Linked DNA regions of Homo sapiens: all the other regions are linked to region 3. Evidence: chromatin loops called from intact Hi-C (ENCODE). Cell type or tissue: PC-9. All regions are shown on one strand.

Evidence for each region. Hi-C counts contacts between places; a loop is a spot of excess contacts. Peaks named below come from ENCODE experiments on the same cell type or tissue, not always from the same donor. Only the 100,000 strongest peaks of a DNase experiment are listed, where the experiment ranks them.
Region 1: a loop joins it to region 3, with 8 times the contacts of the local background. A loop is called at or near these places in 95 of 110 quality-filtered maps.
Region 2: a loop joins it to region 3, with 18 times the contacts of the local background. A loop is called at or near these places in 2 of 110 quality-filtered maps.
Region 4: it touches region 3 in a loop (5-fold over the local background); 45 of 110 quality-filtered maps call a loop at or near these places.

The regions. Positions count from the first base shown.
Region 1 is chr6:53,490,030-53,495,029 of GRCh38, forward strand. The region is part of intron 3 of GCLC-AS1 (GCLC antisense RNA 1); the gene reads left to right. Among named protein-coding and RNA genes, the nearest start is that of GCLC, 53 kb to the right of the region's middle. In PC-9, CTCF peaks have their summits at 3,090 (motif pointing right) and 3,291; no DNase peak of the experiment used is centred here.
Region 2 is chr6:53,102,535-53,107,534 of GRCh38, forward strand. No RefSeq gene overlaps it. Among named protein-coding and RNA genes, the nearest start is that of FBXO9, 40 kb to the left of the region's middle. In PC-9, a CTCF peak has its summit at 1,957 (motif pointing right); no DNase peak of the experiment used is centred here.
Region 3 is chr6:53,648,459-53,653,458 of GRCh38, forward strand. KLHL31 (kelch like family member 31) reads right to left here. Exons shown (of 3, transcript NM_001003760.5): 3 at 1-3,872. The coding sequence ends at 3,140. Among named protein-coding and RNA genes, the nearest start is that of KLHL31, 15 kb to the right of the region's middle. RefSeq lists a silencer at 2,673-2,967 and enhancers at 3,339-3,398, 3,429-3,648. In PC-9, CTCF peaks have their summits at 2,781, 3,005, 3,528 and 3,817; DNase peaks (open chromatin) are centred at 2,943 and 3,693; H3K4me3 peaks cover 2,780 bases; H3K27ac peaks cover 2,416 bases.
Region 4 is chr6:53,716,162-53,721,161 of GRCh38, forward strand. No RefSeq gene overlaps it. Among named protein-coding and RNA genes, the nearest start is that of KLHL31, 53 kb to the left of the region's middle. In PC-9, a CTCF peak has its summit at 2,879 (motif pointing right); a DNase peak (open chromatin) is centred at 2,920.

The sequences.
Region 1 (5,000 bases), 160 kb before region 3:
ATCTACAATGAACTCAAACAAATTTACAAGAAAAAAAACAAACAACCCCATCAAAAAGTGGGCGAAGGATATGAACAGATACTTCTCAAAAGAAGACATTTATGCAGCCAAAAAACACATGAAAAAATGCTCATCATCACTGGCCATTAGAGAAATGCAAATCAAAACCGCAATGAGATACCATCTCACACCAGTTAGAATGGCAGTCATTAAAAAGTCAGGAAACAACAGGTGCTGGAGAGGATGTGGAGAAATAGGAAGACTTTTACACTGTTGGTGGGACTGTAAACTAGTTCAACCATGTGGAAGTCAGTGTGGCGATTCCTCAGGGATCTAGAAGTAGAAATACCATTTGACCCAGCCATCCCATTACTGGGTATACACCCAAAGGATTATAAACCGTGCTGCTATAAAGACACATGCACATGTATGTTTATTGCAGCACTATTCACAATAGCAAACACTTGGAATCAACCCAAATGTCCAACAATGATAGACTGGATTAAGAAAATGTGGCACATATACACCATGGAATACTATGCAGCCATAAAAAATGATGAGTTCATGTCCTTTGTAGGGACATGGATGAAGCTGGAAATCATCATTCTCAGCAAACTATCCCAAGGACAAAAAACCAAACACCGCATGTTCTCACTTATAGGTGGGAATTGAACAATGAGAACACATGGACACAGGAAGGGGAATATCACACACTGGGGCCTGTTGTGGGGTGAGGGGACGGGGGAGGGATAGCATTAGGAGATATACCTAATGCTAAATGACGAGGTAATGGGTGCAACACACCAACATGGCACATGTATACATATGTAACAAACCTGCACGTTGTGCACATGTACCCTAAAACTTAAAGTATAATAATAATAAAATTAAAAAAAAATGTGGTAGTAAAATATATGACAACAGTAGCGCAGAGAATGGGAGGTGGTGGGTGAACGTGTACTCCTCTATGGTGTTTCCTTGTATATGAACTGATTTAGTGTTAGTCTATGCTTAATTGTAGTAAGTTAGAGATGAATATTATAATCATTTAAAAATATGCAAAGAGATACCTTATTTATTTATTTATTTATTATACTTTAAGTTCTGGAATACATGTGCAGAACGTGCAGGTTTGTTACATAGGTATACACGTGCCATGGTGGTTTGCTGCACCCATCAACCCATCACCTACATTAGGTATTTCTCCTAATGCTATCCCTCCCCTAGCCCACCCACCCCCTGACAGGCCCCAGTGTGTGATGTTCCCCTCCCTGTGTCCATGTATTCTCACTGTTCAACTCCCATTTATGAGTGAGAACATGTGGTGTTTCGTTTTCTGTTCTTGTGTTAGTTTGCTGAGAATGGTGGTTTCCAGCTTCATCCATGTCCCTGCAAAGGACATGAACTCATCCTTTTTTATGGCTGCATAGTATTCCATGGTGTATATGTGCCACATTTTCTTTATCCAGTCTACCACTGATGGGCATTTGGGTTGGTTCCAAGTCTTTGCTATTGTGAATAGTGCTGCAATAAACATACGTGTGCATGAGTCTTTATAGTAGAATGATTTACGATCCTTTGGGTATATATCTAGTAATGGGATCACTGCGTCAAATGGTATTTCTGGTTCTAGATCCTTGAGGAATCACCACACTGTGTTCCACAATGGTTGAACTAATTTGCACTCCCACCAACAGTGTAAAAGCATTCCTATTTCTCCACATCCTCTCCAGCATCTGTTGTTTCCTGACTTTTTAATGATCACCATTTTAACTGGTGTGAGATGCTATCTCATTTTGGTTTTGACTTGCATTTCTGTATTGACCAGTAATGATGAGCTTTTTCCCCATGTTTTTTGGCCCCATAAATGTCTTCTTTTGAGAAGTGTCTCTTCATATCCTTTGCACAGTTTTTGATGGGGTTGTTTGGAGAAATCATTTTTAAATACAAGATATTATTAATAGAGGACATAAAATAGGATACCAAAAGATGACAGGAAAAGTGCATTAAAGGAAAGAGAACATTAGAAACAAATAGGAAACTAACAAGATGGTAGACTTAAACTCAACCATATCAATTATTACAGTAAATGTTAATGAACTAAGCACTTCCATTAAAAAGGATAAAAAAAGAAAGACCCAACTAGAAGCTGTTTAAAGGGAAACACTTTAATTCTAAAATCATAGCTAGTTTGCAAGTAAAAAGATAGAAAATATTTATTATGTAAGCACTAATTGTAAGAAAGTTGACATGGAGTATTAATATCAGACAAAGTAAAGTTCAAAACAAGAGTATTCCTAGAGATTAAAAAGGGATACTTTATTATGATAGAAGGATCAATTCATCAAGAAGACATACAATTCCTAAGTGTGAAGATACCTAACAGAGCTTCATAGTGTATGAGGCAAAAACTGACAAAACTATAGAGAAACAGACAAATCCACAATCAAATTTTGGGATTTTAACATTCCACTCTCAGTAATTGAAAAAAAAGTAGGCAAAGAAAAGCAGCAAGGATACAGATGATTTGAAGAACATTATCAAAAATTCAACTACTAAAGAAAACTACACACTATACACACCAATTATATATTATTCTGAAGTGTACATGGAATATTCATCAAGAAAGACTGTACCCTGGGCTATTAAAAGGTCAAACATTCAACACATTGAAATAACAGAATATTCTATGATCAAAATGAAACTATACTAGACATCAATAATAAAAAAGACATCTAGAAAATTCCCAAAGGTTTTGAAATGAAGCCACATTCTACTAAGTAACCCATGGCCAAAGAAGAAATCACAAGGGATAGTAGAAAACACGTACGAAGAACAACAATGAAAGTACAATATAACCGAACGACCAAGATGCAGCTAAAACAGTAATAAATGTGAAATCCACAGTTTTAGCTACTTATTTTGGAGCACAAGCATATTTCTATTTTAAAATGAGAATGGAAAAATATATTTCGATGTGGAATTTCGTTTTATAGCAAATGCGCTCTGAATGTCTCTGTGAATTGAGGAATATTTGTACACCAAATGAAATAAAAAGGCACCTACTGAAAAGATCGCTAGAGGGCACTATTATCAAACTTCCAGAGGAAACAGTTTTTAGTGTGGATAACTTAAGAAATGTTGTTAGCTCTAAAACTGACTCAAGATGGCATTGAGATTTTATTCCTCTGTTTTATAGATGAGACAATTGAGGTCCAAAGAAAGGAAATGACTTGCTTAATATCATACAAACACTAGTTGTAGAGTCAGAACTAGAACCCCAGTCTCCTGACTCATTAGAGAATCACATCATGATTCTGCACAAACTCAGACAGACCCAGACTTTCCTATACACTTGTGGCAAATGAGAGGCTCTTTTCCACTGGGGTTGCCCAGCTACTGTAATGCATGCCTGGCGTTGCTGGAGCTGCTGGATAGGGCTGGGCACTGGGGGAGTGTGCTCTATGGAGAAAGCCTGCCTGAGAGTGAAACCGTTATAGTGGAAGGTGTAAGCCAGGAATCGGGAGACGGGACTTGAGAGCATTTGAGCCAATAACCTGTGCCTGAAGCTAGTGCCACCTCTTGGACGTTTCTGTGATATTAGCTGGTAGGTTTTCTTTTTTTCTAAAGCTGGTGGGTGTGGGGGTTTTCTGTCACTTGCATCCAAAATTTCTGAATATGCCAAGCGTCTCTACTTTGCAGAAAGACCAATAGTATTCAAAACACATGGCTTTATTTTGGACAAAGCCAAAAAAGGTTCTGGGAAACTCACCAGGACTGTTTGAGAGGTGATAAAAACATATGAAGAGCTTCTCATGTTTCATTTTCTAGAAATTTTAGATCCTAAGTCATCAGTATGATTGTTTTTCTCTGCTGACTTCATTGCATTCTTGGAAGGCTAAATTATTTCAAAGGAGACTATTAAGAAAATGTGTGTTATATACTGGTAGAAAGTAGATGCAGGTTGTGTCGTCTTTAATATAATAGTGTTGTCACACTCTCCAGGGGCAGAGTAGGGAGCAAACATGGCTTGCCTGAACAGTTTATGTCCTTTGCTTTTATGTACATTGCCTTATTTCCACCACATAGCAAATCGGCGAAGTGTTCTCATGTCTATTTCACAGATGATATATAGACAAAGTCTAAAGTCACCCAGCTAGTATGTATAAATATTAAGATTGGAACTCAGTTCTATACTTTTGCTTTTATGCTAGAAGTACTTGTATCCTGTCCCAACACAATGCTGATAAACTTCCTAGGAACTTCAGAATGAATCACTTTTGATTGAGATGTTGGCTTTTAAACTGCTTTCATTTGCCATGATGAAAGTGTAATGTATTAAAAGGGCATAAAAATGCAGTTTTTCAACACATTCGCCACGCTATGATACAGTTTGGCTGTGTCTTCACCCAAATCTCATCTTGAATTGTAGCTCCCATAATTCCCACGTATTGTGGGTGGGACCTGGTGGGAGATAATTGAATCATGGGGGGCGGTTTCCCCCATACTGTTCTCATGTTAGTAAGTCTCACGAGATCTAATGATTTTATAAGGGGTTTCCCCTTTGGCTTGATTCTCATTCTCTTCGCCTGCTGCCATGAATGACGTGCCTTTTGCCTTCTGCCATGATTGTGAAGTCTCCCCAGCTGCGTGGAACTGTGAGTCCATTAAACCCCTTTTTCTTTATAAATTACCCAGTCTCAGGTATGTCTTTATCAGCAGTGTGAAAACGGACTAATACACTAGTTTTTGCTCAGAAAAGTTTCTTTTCTCCTTCCTCCTTTCTGAACCAGTTTAACCCACATTTTGCTTCTGTTTGAGGCATAACAAACCCAAAATGTGTAAACTGCCCTCATCTTAAGTGTACAGCCAGTCATTTTTAAACATCTTGATATCCATGAATCGTCACCCAGATTGAGATATAAAACATGTCTAGCAACCTAGAAGTTTGTCTCTTTGGTACTTGTTCATTTCCATCCAGAGGTAACAGGCTGGAGTCC
Region 2 (5,000 bases), 550 kb before region 3:
CTTTGAATAATACTTAATGTGATAGTGAAATATGTTTAAATGTCAGATGACACATAGAATGTCAAAGCTGGAAGTTTCCCTAGAAGTCACTTACTGACCAACTATCCCCATGTGGAGGTGAGGAAATGGGGGCTCATGAAGGGTGAAGTTGTTTGCCTCAGGTGGTATAACCAGGACCCTCACAAATTAAAGGCGTGTATTCATGCAGAGGGCCTGGCAGTTGTAAGCACTCAGTAAATTCTAGTCTTAATAATGTTTATTAAGAACTTAGATGTTACTGCATGATCTTACTTATTTGTAAAATCTAAAAAAGTCAAACTGATAGAAGAGAGTAGAGTGGTGGTTACCAGGGGCTGGAGGGAAGGGTGGATGGGGAAAGCAGAGATATTAGTTCAAGGGTATGTAAAGTTTCAGCTAGGAGGAATACATTCTAGTGATCTGTGGCATAACATGGTCACTGTAGTTATTAACAATGCATATGTTTAAATGGCCAAAAGAGCATATTTTAAATGTTCTCACCACAAAGAAAGGATAAGTATATGAGGTGATAGATACGTTAATTAGTCTGATTTGCTCATTTTGCAATGTGTACATGTATCAAAACATCACATTGTACTCCACAAACATGTACCATTATTTGTTAATTTAAAAATGCAGAGAATCAAGAACTTATATGTTCAACCTGGGCAACATAGACCTCATCTCTAGAAAAAATAAAAACAAAATTGGCCAGGCATGGTGGTACGTGCCTGGAGTCCCAGCTATTCAGAAGCCCGAGAAGTGGAGGCTGCAGCGAGCCAAGATCACGCCACTGCACTCTAGCCTGGGTGACAGAGTAAACCCTGTTTTCAAAAGAAAGAAAGAAAGAAATTATATGCAAGTAATAATAAAGTTGTTTAAAAACTTTGAGAGATTATGTGTTAAGTATGGGGCAGAAGGCCTTCTTTTATATGGATTATCTCATTTGTGCTCACAACACACAGGTATTATTGTTCCTATTTTATAAATAAGAAATTTCAGGTTAAGAGAGTTTAAATAAACTTGTCAAGCTCATCCTGGTTACTGAGTAGTGGAGCAAGGCTAACTCCAGAATGCTTTCTCATAGCCAGAGCCAGGAGTAGAGTCCAGTTCTAAAGAAATAACATCAAAACTCCAATATGTTACAATTCCCACTGGAGCTTAGACCAGCGCTGCCCACTAGAAATATAATTTGAACCACATATGTAATTTTTAAGTTTCTAGAGCCATTTTTTTATTAAAAAGGTGAAGTTAATTTTAATAATTTATTTTAATCCAGTACTATCCAAAACAGTATCATTTTGACACGTACTCAATATAAAAATTACTAATGGGATTTTTTTACACTTTAAAAAATTCTAAATCTTTGGAATCTGGAGTGTAATTTACACTTCCAGCACACTTCTACTGGCTTAGCCATGTTCCAAGTGCTCATAGCCACATGTGACCAGTGACTACTGTAATGGACAGCGCAGCCATCAACCAAGGGGTACATCATAAGAAAGAGAGTCAATGGATGGTGTGTGTCAAGTTCAACCTCACAGTTTCTCTCCTTGTGTAATTGGCATAGGGATAGGTAAGCCGAGCAGGGAGCTAATACCCAATTAATTGTTAGGCTCAGTACCTATGTATACTTCTCCTGATTCCACCAGAAGGTGTCCCTTGTCTGTCTCCAAAATATTCCACATTGCCTCTATCCCAGCAGTTATCACATTCCATTTTAATTCTGTTTTTACATGCGAATGCCCTCCATCAAACTGTGGTTGAGGACAGGGTCCATTTCTTTTAAATCTCTGATTCCAAAGCACCTCTCTGTTGTGAACATGAGATAAAAGGATCCCTATAAAGCACTGGACACATTTCATGGGCTCTTGATGCTCTATTGGAAGAAACTAACAAAAGCATCCTTTTGTCACTAGGTGACACTCTTGTCCCAGCCTTTTTGTTTTTGCTCTTATTCTTCATAGTGTTAGGGGGAGCTGATTTTCACATTCACAAGAAAATAGGAACACCCCAGATCTTTCTGACTGACTTTCAAAGCTGCAAGTGACAGGATCTAAGATTTAAGGTGTATATTCAAACAGAAATGCCATTTTTGTGACAGTGCCCTAACTCCTGCCATGCCAACTCTTCAGCAAGTAGCCCAGAAATCTCAGTTTTCTTGGCCATTGTTTTTTTTTTTTTTTTTTTTTTTTAATCTGGCCAGTTTGTCCTGGCTGCATGAGGAAATTGAATATCCTGATTTGGAATGAATAGGAAAGGGATCCTGGGATAGTATCTGAGGTTGGGGTTGTTGAGATCCAGAAGAGGGGCCAACCTGTCCCCATTTGACAAGCAAGTGGCCTGATTTGTGACTCTCTTGAGAGGCCCACAGCCCCTCTTGCTGTGGTCTAATGCTCAGTGCAGAGTTTTTGGGGGATCACTGTTAAATCCACTCAAGGCTTCCATATTTGCACCTTCTTCTTATGAATCCAGTAAATATCTAGCAGCAGAATTGAGATTCAGAAAACTGTGCAAGACTATCCTAAGAATGCTGGCCAATTCTGGACATGGTGTGCATGTGTGTGTATGGTAGATTGAAGAAGGATAGTGTGGAGATTGCATAAGCAGCATAGGCTTCTTTTGCTGAAATGGCTTTTCTGTGCAGACTAACTTTTCCTCAAGTCCTGGAAATACATCCAGCCCAATTTATTGTATTCAGGCCAAAGGAGCAGTAAGTTGAAACCTGCTCTATAAGTAGGGTGATCAAATAGTCAATTTATTGTCAAAATCAGGACACTTTTTAGAGGAAAGAGTAGTGTTTTTTTTGTAATTGCACTGGAACAGCAAGCATAAATCGGGAGGCTCCTGAGCGAACTGGGATGGATGGTCACTATACTCAAGGCATGGCCAGTGCCCTACATTTGGCTTTTTGTCAGATGTAACTCAGAATGAAGGTTATCCATTCTTTTCTGGCTATTTTTCTTCCTCTATAGAAGAGAAGAAAATACCAGCGGTGTTTCCTAGTGTGTGACGAGTAGAGTGACGATTAGACCTCACTAATTTCCATGATTTTACCAGGAAAACCACTTTGCAGAAGGGTCCAATGTATCTGTTGCCCTGCACTGGATTCTGAAGTCCCTCGGAATGCTCACTGACTTCTGCATTTGGCTAACAGAGGCTTTAGTACCAGGAATTCCCAACAGCTTAAAAAAGTGAATCCATATCAGATAACAGTTTCTACTTTTCTCATGATCTGTTCTTTATTCCCATCTGATTTCTTTAATGACTAGCTAATTTCCTCCAGGCCTGGACCTATAATCCCAAATTAATGTGGACAGTTGCAGAGAGATATCTTTCTTTGCCTTATAGTTTGTATGTCTTTGAAGTGTGTAGCTAAAAGCAAAGTCTCCTCTCTTTGCTTGTTCCTTCATCCCCAACAGGGGTGTGTACCTCTGCACTATCTCCTAGAGGAGTGGATGTATTTTGAGCACTGCGATATAAAGAGCCAACTGCATGGTGTGGTGCAAAGACCACAAACTGGGTCAGAAGACATGAGCTCAGTGAACCTAGCACAGATCCTGACCCTAGCAGATACTCAGTAAATGTGAGCTGATTCCCAATCAGATCATTATAGTTAACCATTGCAGTGGAGGGAAGACTTCTGTGGCTTCTACCAACACTGTGTCAGAGGAGTTCTTTGCCTGGGTGCCCCCAATTCAAACCTAGTAGATGCTAGGACCATTCAGAGCAAGTGAGAACTACCAACACTGAGGCCTCTACAGATCTTTCAGCTTTGGATCTTTCAGCTTTGGAGCCTTTAAATCTTAAACATGATTCCTTTAGGTCCCTGGGGACCTGAATAAGAAAGAATCATATTCTACCCAGACATGAACGAGTAAGGCCTTCCTCTAACTCAGAATTTGACAGGAGAAGTAGGGAAGTATCATAAAACAGTGGACAGAATCCGGACTTTGGGGTTAGATAGCCCTGGGTTTTTAGTTGTTTTTGTTTGTTTTTTTTGGAGATGGGGTCTCACCCTGTCGCCCAGGCTGGAATGCAGTGGCGTGGCCTCCTGAGTTGAAGGGATTCTCTTGCCTCAGCTCCTGAGTAGCTGGGACTAGAGGGGCACCATGCCCCGCTAATTTTTTGGTATTTTTAGTAGAGATGCGGTTTCACCATATTGGCCAGGCTGGTCTTGAACTCCTGACCTCAGGTGATCTGCCTGCCTCAGCCTCCCAAAGTGCTGGGATTACAGGCATGAGCCACTATGCCTAGCCAGCCCTGAGTTTGAACACCCACCCTTACCAGCATCTACTTAGTCAAAGTCACTTACCACCTGGAGCCTCATTTGTAAACTGGGGATAATGAAAACTACCTGCAGGGTTGCTATGGCAATAAATACTACAGATGTTAGGTCCCAGCACATAATAGGCTCTCCATATGGAATCTATTATTATCTAAAAGGACAGTAACACTTAGGGTCAGTTGAGAAAATAGCTCTGTACTAAGAAGGGACCAATGACTGGGAGATGCCAGAAAGCAGACTCTAAAATCATAAATCTCAAAACAACAACCCTAAGACTGTACTTGTGAGCCATTTCAACTATGTAGTTTATAGGAGCAATCCCTTTACACTACAGCAAGTTAAGCTTCAACTTAAATCAATGGCTGGGCTTGATCCATTGGTAGTGGTTGTCTGAAGTGCTGGTTAAGAAATATTCTGCTGCTGAGTCAACTCAGTAGGGATGCGTGCCATGGCTGACTGATCAGCGATGCCTGCTCTGGGCACAGGATTGGGAAGCAGAGGCAAGTATGCCAAATAGTTACCCTGTGTTCCTCACCCACCAGCGGATGAGACTGCCCTTAATACAGGAAAGAATTTGCAAGTCTAGAGTAGCACTCAGGCTTTGGGTAGCTTAGGGGAAATAAATGAAAGGTAGTGATGCGCCAAAGACTGATGCAAATAGGAAGGTTTGGGAGATTGTGGGAAATCTTGATAG
Region 3 (5,000 bases):
AAAATTAAAAAATTGACCTTTTAGAACGTACATATTTCCAGGTAAACCTCTATTTACATGTGTATTTGTAAAATACACTTACTACAACTGCTGCTTTACCTTAAATCATAGAACCATTCAGTACTCACTTCCTCATGACATCAATTATACCTCCTCACTCATAACACTTCACTACCATCTAATCATGTTTTAAAATTATACGAATCTGTACCATCACTGACCTTCTATTCAAAACCATTCTTACAACATAGGAAGTAAAAATAAAATTCATTCAATGCACTGAAAGCAACTAATGCATCAGGGATGACAACTTGGCACCAAGAACCTAACTAAAAATGGACAAAGTATGTTAAAGTTTGGCTTCCTGGAGACTTTCTCATCAGGTCTCTGGCCCATTTAGAAAAAGAGAGCTTGAATTTTATTATTTCAGTTGCTGGGTAACATGCAATTTCCCTGATATATTGAACTGATGCTTTTATTTGATCACAGGACTCAGCCGTTACAAAAATAACAAGTCATTTTCTTTAATAAAAAATAAAAGGAAGTATATGGTTGGGTCCTAAGACTCTGGAGTAATTGAATGTAAGCTTAAAACATACTAAATATTTTCCACTTGGGAAATCTGGAGAAACTAGGTTTCTAGGAGCAACTGCTTCAATAGTTGGTGTAAAGAATATGTTTCACTTACACATGAAAGTGGACACATATTATTTTGATTCTGCATACTTTTATGTCTTTCAATTGGCAATGCAAGATGTTCCAGGATATGAAACTTTCACCGACCCTTACATTCCATACTCCTCGCCAATGTGTTATGTCAGAAATTCTGACATTCCAAATTCATATTGGTCTTTATTTTCCTAACTGTTGAAGCAGAAGATAGAACAGCAATGCACCCAAGAGTCTGGTAAGCTCAAATATGTGGATTTTCTGAGTCTTCAGATAAACAATGTAGAAAATAAATTAAATGGTAATTTTAAATGATTTATCCAGCACTAACATGTCTCCAGTTTCATCTCTAGAAAGCCACTGCCAAGTTTTTGCACAACCTAATTTATCAAGCTTTGATAGATGAAAAATCCTCTAGTTTCAGTATCTCTTCTCATTATTCCATCATGTAATGTTGCAATTGATTGATTCTCATTTCATTTCAAGCCCTAGGTCCTCCTCTTCATACAATACTTCTAAGATGTCAATGGGAACACATCTATTGGTGTGCATCAAGGAATTACATCTATTCACTCACTTATGATCTGTAACCCACAATAAAACACCCTTTTCTCCAAAAATTAACCATATACTATAGGCTTCTCAGTTGTATGAGTGTGTGCGTATACACACATATACATACACCAAGGTAATATACCATATCCACATATACCAAGGTAAAAGATTCTTTGTGTGGGATAAGGAAACAGCCCAGCGCTTTTACATTAATAATATCTTGTTCTTAATTTACAGCGTTTGTAGCCCTTACCTGAGTGTTATCATTAAATATCCAGAGATTGAACTTTTCATCGGGGTAATGATATAAAATTGTTCCACAAAGTGTACTATATGAACCACTTTTCACAGTTCAAATAACATATTTTAGAAATAAATATCATAACTAGCAATAACCTATCTACACAAGGTGGAGAGGATGAGATTAACAAAAACCAAATTATATTTCCATATATCTCATGTTCAATTCCTAAATAGCTTGTTTTATTTTTCAAAATCCAATTGCACATAACCCATAATTGATAGGCCACTTCCTCTCCAAAACAAATAAACTGTCAAAGAATAAAGTGATAAATTATAAAAAAGGAAAATATGTATCATTTACTACAGTCATTCCCTTTCCCCAAAACTTGGCAAACATATAGGAAAAGTGCTATCAAGTGGGTACACTTTGATTATAAATCCAAAGCTCATTTGGAGCAGATGAGATTAATAAAAATAGGACAGAATGAGTATATATTTTTATATACGTGAGATGAGTGCTTGATTTTTACTTAAGAAATCAGGAGGATCCATATTAAATGGGAAACAATGGCATTTATCAACAGGAGAACCCATTCATCCAGTTACTACCAAATCTACAAATTCCAAATGTTTCTATCATTCTTATCATATAAAAGATTGGGGCAAATAAAATTATTGTTATTGGTTGTGTAAACTTCAAGCTCTCTAAGCTTAAGGCTAATGGTCCTTAGGGACATAGTTTTATTTGGTGATCTTCGCGGGGTGTACATTAGGGCCAAGGTTGCCTTTAACCAGGTTGGTGTAGTTTTTAGGGTGAGGGTAAGGCTCCCAGGGTATGTGAAATTCTTCTTTAATAGAGGACAAGGGATAAAATGCAAATCCTTCTAGTTGAAACAACCAAATGACTTAAATTTATGCTATAAATTAAATGATTCATATCAATTACTTCATTGAGAGCATGATTTTATGGTAGAAAATAAACTGGGGCCTGAGGCATGGAGGAAGAGGAATGTCCGCTAACACAAAGGTTATCAAATTTAGGGTCCCTGGGTGGAATCCCTATTCCTTTTCGGTCAGATCTTGTTTTAAGCTTTATTACGTTGTCATGGGATATCTTTCAAAATCCTTTACTCAATCACATATGGGGGGAAAATTGCGTTGAAATACAGAATTAAATCTTAAGTCTTTATGGAGATCGACAATTTCCATTTTTAAATAAATAAAATCTATATGAATATCTTCAACTTCCTAAAGAAAAAAGAGAGAGAGGAAAATAAACTTTTGAACATGAAATCACTTACATAAACCTCAAGTGTACTAACGTGTAGAGGAAAAAATCTCAAATGTGGGTGTAACCGCTATACATTTAGGAAACATGCCGCCTTGGGAGAGTGCCTATAACGAATTCCGTCTGCCACCCAGTGGCCGCTGAAATAAATTGTTTCTTTTGTTGGCCATTGCCCTGTATTTTGCTAAAAAAAAAAAAAAAAAAAAGAGGTAGATTATGCCATACCAGGAATTTAAAGCCATCAGGACATGTGCCTCGACATATTTTACAATACAATCAGTGTAGTAAATGTTAAATATTTTCCTTTTCGCGAACTCAGAGGTTAACCACGTGGCTCTACGAATAAATAACGTGTTCTTCCTGCGTCCCTGCATCTACCTGGGCTCAGATACTGACTGGCACAGAAGATACCGAACTGGCCCGGGATTCCCGAGTCACGTTGTTGGGCATCGAGAGGGTGCAGCAGGACACGCCGACAGTGGCCTCGGGTAGCTCGTCGTCCTCCGTCCACTCGTTGAGCTCGGGGCTGAAGCACTGGATGCACTTCTTGTACTTCTTCTCGCCCTCGTTCCAGCCCCCCACCAGGTAGGCGCGGCCATGCAGCGCCGAGACGCCCGCAGTGCTCACTCCCACCTGCAGCGGCGCCGCGTAGCTCCACTGGCCGGTCGCGGGGCTGTAGCACTCCACGGTGAGCACGTCCACGCGCTCCCCGCGCGGCCCCAGCTGGCTGCCGCCCATCACGTACACTCTGTCGCTCAGCGTGACCGCGCAGTGCCAGCCCCGGGGTGTGCTGAGGTTCGGCAGCTCCTGCCACGAGTCGCTGGCCGGGTCGTAGGCGCACACAGAGCGCGAGTAGGCGTTGGCTATGTAGCCTCCGGTCACCAGCACGCGGCCGTCGGCGACCGCGCTAGCGTGGCAGCAGCGCGCCACCTCCAGGGGCGTCTTCGGCTGCCACTGATTGGTGGAGGGCACGTAGCACTCCAGCGAGGCCAGGCTTCCTTCTGCGTTGCGGCCGCCCGCGGCGTACACGAGCCCGTTGAACACGCTCAGGCTGAAGTGCGTGCGCTTCTGGTTCATGCTGGCCAGGTGTATCCAGGTGTTGAAGCGGGGATCGTATCTGGAAATGATAGAGAAGGTGTAACAGCTTTGTCGGCGGCAGCTGGGGACCCCATGTTACTTTGCAAATCATGAGTGGGAAGCCTGACACTACCCCTGCAAGGAGGCGAGGGACCTGGCCCAGCACCTCACCTGGAGGCTGGAGTTTCTCTCTCAGCCAGTAAAAATGTGTGACACTTGGAAAAGACAAAGCAGGCATTGACCACCCCTCGCCCCCGTTTATAAGCCTCTCCTCCGTTTATAAGCACTCCCTTTATGGGGCCACTTGGAGAAGAGCCCACAGAGACTGAGCTTTCAGTCCCCCTTTCCTCCATATTCAAATATCTATCATCCAGTGGGATTTACGAGATGTGCACATGGGGGAGGCTGGGCATTTGTGACGATCAGAGGAGTGGCGATCAGAGAAGGGCATCGCCATATTAAAGTCAATTCTGCATATCCTCAGATGCCAACCATTCCTAGCTCCCTGTCACAGTTTAAGATACGAATTGACTGACTGGATTTCTCCATTTCTCACAAACCCCTTAATCCTACACCTCTCTTGGCCATTGCGACAGTAAAGCCAAGCCACTCAGCAAAGTCTTCTCTTGTCTGTTAGACTGAGACCAATAGAACTGTCTAAAAGCATCAACAAAGGCTTAACTTTGGATACTCTTCTATTTTCCAGCACTTGTCAGTAGAGAAGACTTTTTAGTTTAGGGATAAATATATATTTTTTTCAGTGCTCGGAACTATCCATGTATAAGCACTGCAATCAATACCTCACAAAGCGACTCGAGTACTAAAAGGTGTCTTTACAGCAGGAGGAAAATAAGCATAGTGAACTGATGCTTTCCTGTTGACATAGTTCAGAAGTATTGTAAATACAGAACTCACTCCTTCAGTCTGATGTTCATCTTTGTCCCATTTAACTCCCAAATTAAACTCAACTATAGTTACAAATTAAACACTAAAAATCAGTTAATTGTGTTCTTTAAAATGCATACACACATAATGGAATAATAAAGTATATTTTTCATGAAATACTACACAAATTTTCAGATCTTGCTCATTAGTTATGTTTGACTTTGTACTACTACCATGATATAAGCATGATTTTCTGAACATTTCATATGAATGGAAGTTTAAT
Region 4 (5,000 bases), 68 kb after region 3:
ATTTTTAGCAGAGACAGGATTTCACCATGCTGGCCAGGCTGGTCTCAAACTCCTGACCTCAAGTGAGCCACCCACCTTAGCCTCCCAAAGTGCTGGGATTACAGGAGTGAGCCACCATGCCTAGCCCTATTGTGAGCAATAATGAAATAATATATATAAAGCACTTAGCACTGTGGTCACATAGGAATCCTGCAGAAATTATAATTTTTTTAAAACTTTTTTTAAAAAGGTTGGTAAATAGGTAGCCTCCAAGTTTTCGTGCTTGCCTTAATTCCATCTTCTGGGAGAAGCCTGTAGGTCTTCTGTAAAAGGGAGTCCTTTCAGGCCCCGCTTCATGGTTTAGTGTCCAAGGTAATGTCTTGGTCCACCAGACAGCGCTTTCCTAGCCTGTGCTCTTCAGTCATGACTAAATCTTCTTCATTTGCATTGAAATCTTCTCTTTTATTTTTACATTTTCTACAAGAAGCAATTCCTCTTGTTTGGCAGAACATTGGCTGCACTAATTAGGATGACTTCAACGAAGGGCAAATCACAGAGAGCAACTCGAATAGGGTGTCTACTTGGGCATGGTTGTAGTTCATATTGACCGGAATACATGACCCAAAGCAGGTTTGGAACAGAGAGCACAGAAGCAAAGCGAAAAGATGGAGAGTTTCGTTTTAGTGAGTTCAATGCATCTGTGAGGAAATGTCCAAAAATGCGTTGGACTGTTGGTCATCAGCCTATGAGAAGGACTTGGGGGATTGGGGATACAAATTTAGAAGTCATCAATGCACAGGAGATTGGACCTGGGAAAAGACACCTGGAGAACTATTTTAGGCACAAAAAGATAAAGGAGAGCCTGCAAAGGAGCCTGGGAAGAGGTGGTCAGAGGTAGGAGGAAGGTGAAAAGTTTAGTTTTCAGGAACCAGTAGAGGAGGGTTTTAGGAATGAAGACTGGTTGACCATGTCCAGTGCTGCAAAGAGATCAGGTAAGTAAAGAACTGAAAGATTTCAGATTTCCATCACTCCACAAAGGTTCCTCATATTGGATTGTGATAATGGTGTGTATGCTCTGACACTGATTCTATGACTTCAACTGGGTGCCCAACACTTCAATTCCTCTCTGATACTAAACACCTGGAGTTAGCACAGACCCCACATGCGAAGGGCTCAGTCCCCAAATTGCCTTCACATCTGACATCAGCCACCAATCTCAGGTATCCCAAGCTACCTGTACTTCTGCCTAGCTGACTACAAATTTGGGGGATCTCATGACCTCCCTCAGGTTCAGTAATTCACTAGAATGGCTCACAGAACTCACTGAGAGTGCTACAGTTTTATAATAAAGGAAACAACTTAGGAATAACCAAATGGAAGAGATGGATAGAACAAGATATGAGGATAGGGGAATACAGGGCTTCCATGTACCACCCTCCTAGCACATGATGTGTTCACCAGCTGGAAAGCTCTTCGAGTCTCATGGTCCAAGGGTTTTATATAGGTTCCATTATGCAGATATGACTGATTAAACCACTGGTCACAAGACTGAACTCCATGTCTAGTCTCTTTCCCCTTCCCACAGGTCAGAGGGTGGAGTTAAAAGTTCTAACCCTCTAATCACATGGCTGGCTTCTCTGGTGACCAACCCCCATCTGGAAGCTAAGGGCCTTGTCATGAGTCACCTCTTTAGCATAAACTCAGGTACAGTCAAAAAGGGCTTGTTATGAATAACCAAATATCCTCCTATCAGGAAATTCAAATTCCCAAGCTTTGTGCCAAGAACCTGGGGACAAAGATCAAATGTATTTTTTAAATTAAAGCATAATAAAATAAAATAAGAATTATTATTTATTTTATTTTTTATTATATTATTACCAAATTATTTTCGACCTAGCAATTCCACTTTGGAAATTTTTTCCTGGCATACACATGAAATTATCTATGTGCAAGGTCAGTCACTGGAGCATTGTTCGTTAGCAAAAGGGTGGGGAAAAACATTTCAATAGGGAACTGGTTAGAATTTATGATATGCTCATAGAAAGGAATGACATGCAGCTTTAGAAAAATAGAATGAAGAGGCTTTCTACCTACTGATGTGAAAGGATCTAAAAGAGACACGGTAGCAAAGTATAAATACTTTGTATATTATAGTATACTTTGCTTTGTATAGTTTGTTTCCTTTTGTATAAAAATGGGGAAGATGGTAATTTATGTTTGTATTCACTTGTATCAGCAGAGAAAAACCCTAAGAGGACAGGACACCACCTTGGACAAATGGTCCCTTAGTGGACATGTTTATGGGGGACTGGACAGATGCAGAGAATTGTAGGAAAATGTTCTGCTGGATACGTAAATATTTGTGTTTTCTATTTTCTGATTTTGGGATCACATAAATTTAAAAATTAAAATTAAAATATTTTTAATTGAAGAAAAATGGTGAGGCAGAGAATGGCAGGCTTTGACCTTTATAAGGGTATTAGACTCATACGTGGATTTCTGAAAATAATTCTCAGATCCCGCCTAGAGATTCTGATTCGGTCTGCTTGGGGCAAAGCCAGCACCTGTTTTTTCATTAAGCCCCACAGTAATGAAAACACCTGGCAAGCCACTGCATTGCTGAGTTAGATGTCGGTGCAGTCGGCACAGGTAGAGGGAAATGAGGGGCCCATGATGGGGTGAGAGCTGGCAACATTTGAAGGTTTTCACTAATAAAAGTTCCTGATTGATATGAATAAAAGAGATTGGAGAGGAAGTATGGAGAGAAAGGGTCACTTTTCACATTGCCTCAGTTATGATTCTTGGAAGAATCTGACAATAACTCCACATCAAAAGAAAAAATAAAAGAGCTTTTACCATTCCATGATTGACCTCCACTTTGAGCATTAGGCTTTCTGGCTATGTAGTGTCCACTAGAGGTCACTGTGCTCATGTTTCTGTGGAGACAGAAAACATTGGCACCTGCTGCTGCTTAGCTAGTCAGTCATTTATCTTAACAACGGCTTGTTGAGCTTTGGTTTCAAAATGAGTCTTCCTCATAAAAAACTAAATCCAAAAAGCAGTACACTCAGAAGTCTCTCAACATCGGAAAGGAGAACTCAGAAAGCAGAGAGAGAAATACTTCCAGAAATATCAGTGAGTTGATAATAAATTAGAAGAGTCTACTTAGTCCTGAAAGATTTTTTTTCCCAAGGCAGTAATAAGTTAGGAAGGTATCTGAGACTTATTCTCAATTTTGAATCCTTTTTCTTGACTTTTGAACACGATGGGGTCAATTCTCACTGATTAACCAGATATAGGTCTACGGGTTGTATATATTTTGGGATACACATAGTGGCTAAGGTGGCTTCACTTAGGCAAATAGGAAATTTGACTCAAGTATTTAAGGTAATACTTATTATTTAACTTTTCGGAACTTGTTTCTATGAAGACCAAATTACTGAAAGCATTAAAAAACAAAGCAAAATAAGAACAGGGCATAAGGACACAGAATACCCACAATAAGACTATTTGCCTATAATGGTTTTAACTCGAGGTAACCTCTTTATGGATCTTGTCAGATGGAACTATAACTCATTTCAGGGTTCTCAGAATGGGAGTTATCTTAAGTCTGCAAATGACAGTATTTAAAAGTCTTTCAATGTGTAGCTCCTGAGTTTTTCTTAGACAACAGCGAGACTGTCTTGTGGCCTAATGGTAATTAGCTGATTGACAAATACCAGGCCTAAGTTCAAAAGTTGTATTAAGCTTTGTGTCATAATTCCGTTGGTGATAATAAAATCAAGTGGACTTCCAAATACTGTGTTCATTGATTTTTTTTTAAATCAATCAATTTTTTTAAATTTTTTTGAAAGGTAATACTGTGCTTTAAACATGTATTTATTATATATAGATAGATTATATTATATATTATACATAGGGAGATGCAGATGCATCTGTCTATCTATCTGTCAACTATCTATCTCAATAGCTTTTGGAGTATAAGTGGTGTTTGGTTATATGGATGAATTGTACAGTGGTGAAACCTGAGGTGTTAGTAGACCTGTCACCTGAGTAGTGTACATTATACTCAATATATAGTGTTTTTAATCCCCTACTCCCTTCTCACCCTTCCACCTTCTGTACTTCTGAGTCTACAAAGTATTATATCAGTCTGTACGCCTTTGTGCACTCATAACTTAGCTCCCACTTATAATAGAGAACATAAAGTTTTTGGTTTTCCATTCCTGAGTTACTTCACTTAGAATAATGGCCTCCAGCTCCATCCACGTTGCTGCAAAAAACAAATCTAGTTCTTTTTTATGGCTGAGTAGTATTCCATGATGTATATATACCACATTTTCTTTATCTACTCATTGGTCGATGGGCACTTAGGTTGGTCCCGTGTCTTTGCAATTGTGAATAGTGCTGTGATAAAAATATGTGTGCAGGTGCCTTTTTCTTTTTCTTTCTTTTTCTTTTTTTTTTTTTTTGAGACAGAGTCTTGCTCTGTCACCCAGGCTGGAATGCAGTGGTGTGATCTCGGCTCACTGCAACCTCTGCCTCCCAGGTTCAAGTGATTCTCCTGCCTCAGCCTCCCAGGTAGCTGGGACTACAGGCACGTGCCACCACGCCTGGCTAATTTTTGTATTTTTAGCAGAGATGGGGTTTCACTATGTTGGCCAGGCTGGTCTCGAACTCCTGACCACAGCTGATCAGCCCGCCTCAGCCTCCCAAAGTGCAGGGATTACAGACGTGAGCCACCGGGTCCTGCCGAGGGTGTCTTTTTTCTTTTTTTACTTTTTAATAATGGCCATTCTGGCTGGGGCTAGGTGGTATCTCATTGTGGTTTTAATTTGCATTTTCTGATGATTAGTGATGTTGACCATTTTTTCATATGTTTATTGGCCATTTGTATATCTTCTTTTGAGAAATGTCTACTCACATCCTTTGTCCACTTTTTGATGGGACTCTTTTTTTTTTTTCTTGCTGATTTGTTTGAGTTTCTTTCTTTTTTTTGAGACAGAGTCTTGCTGTGTTGC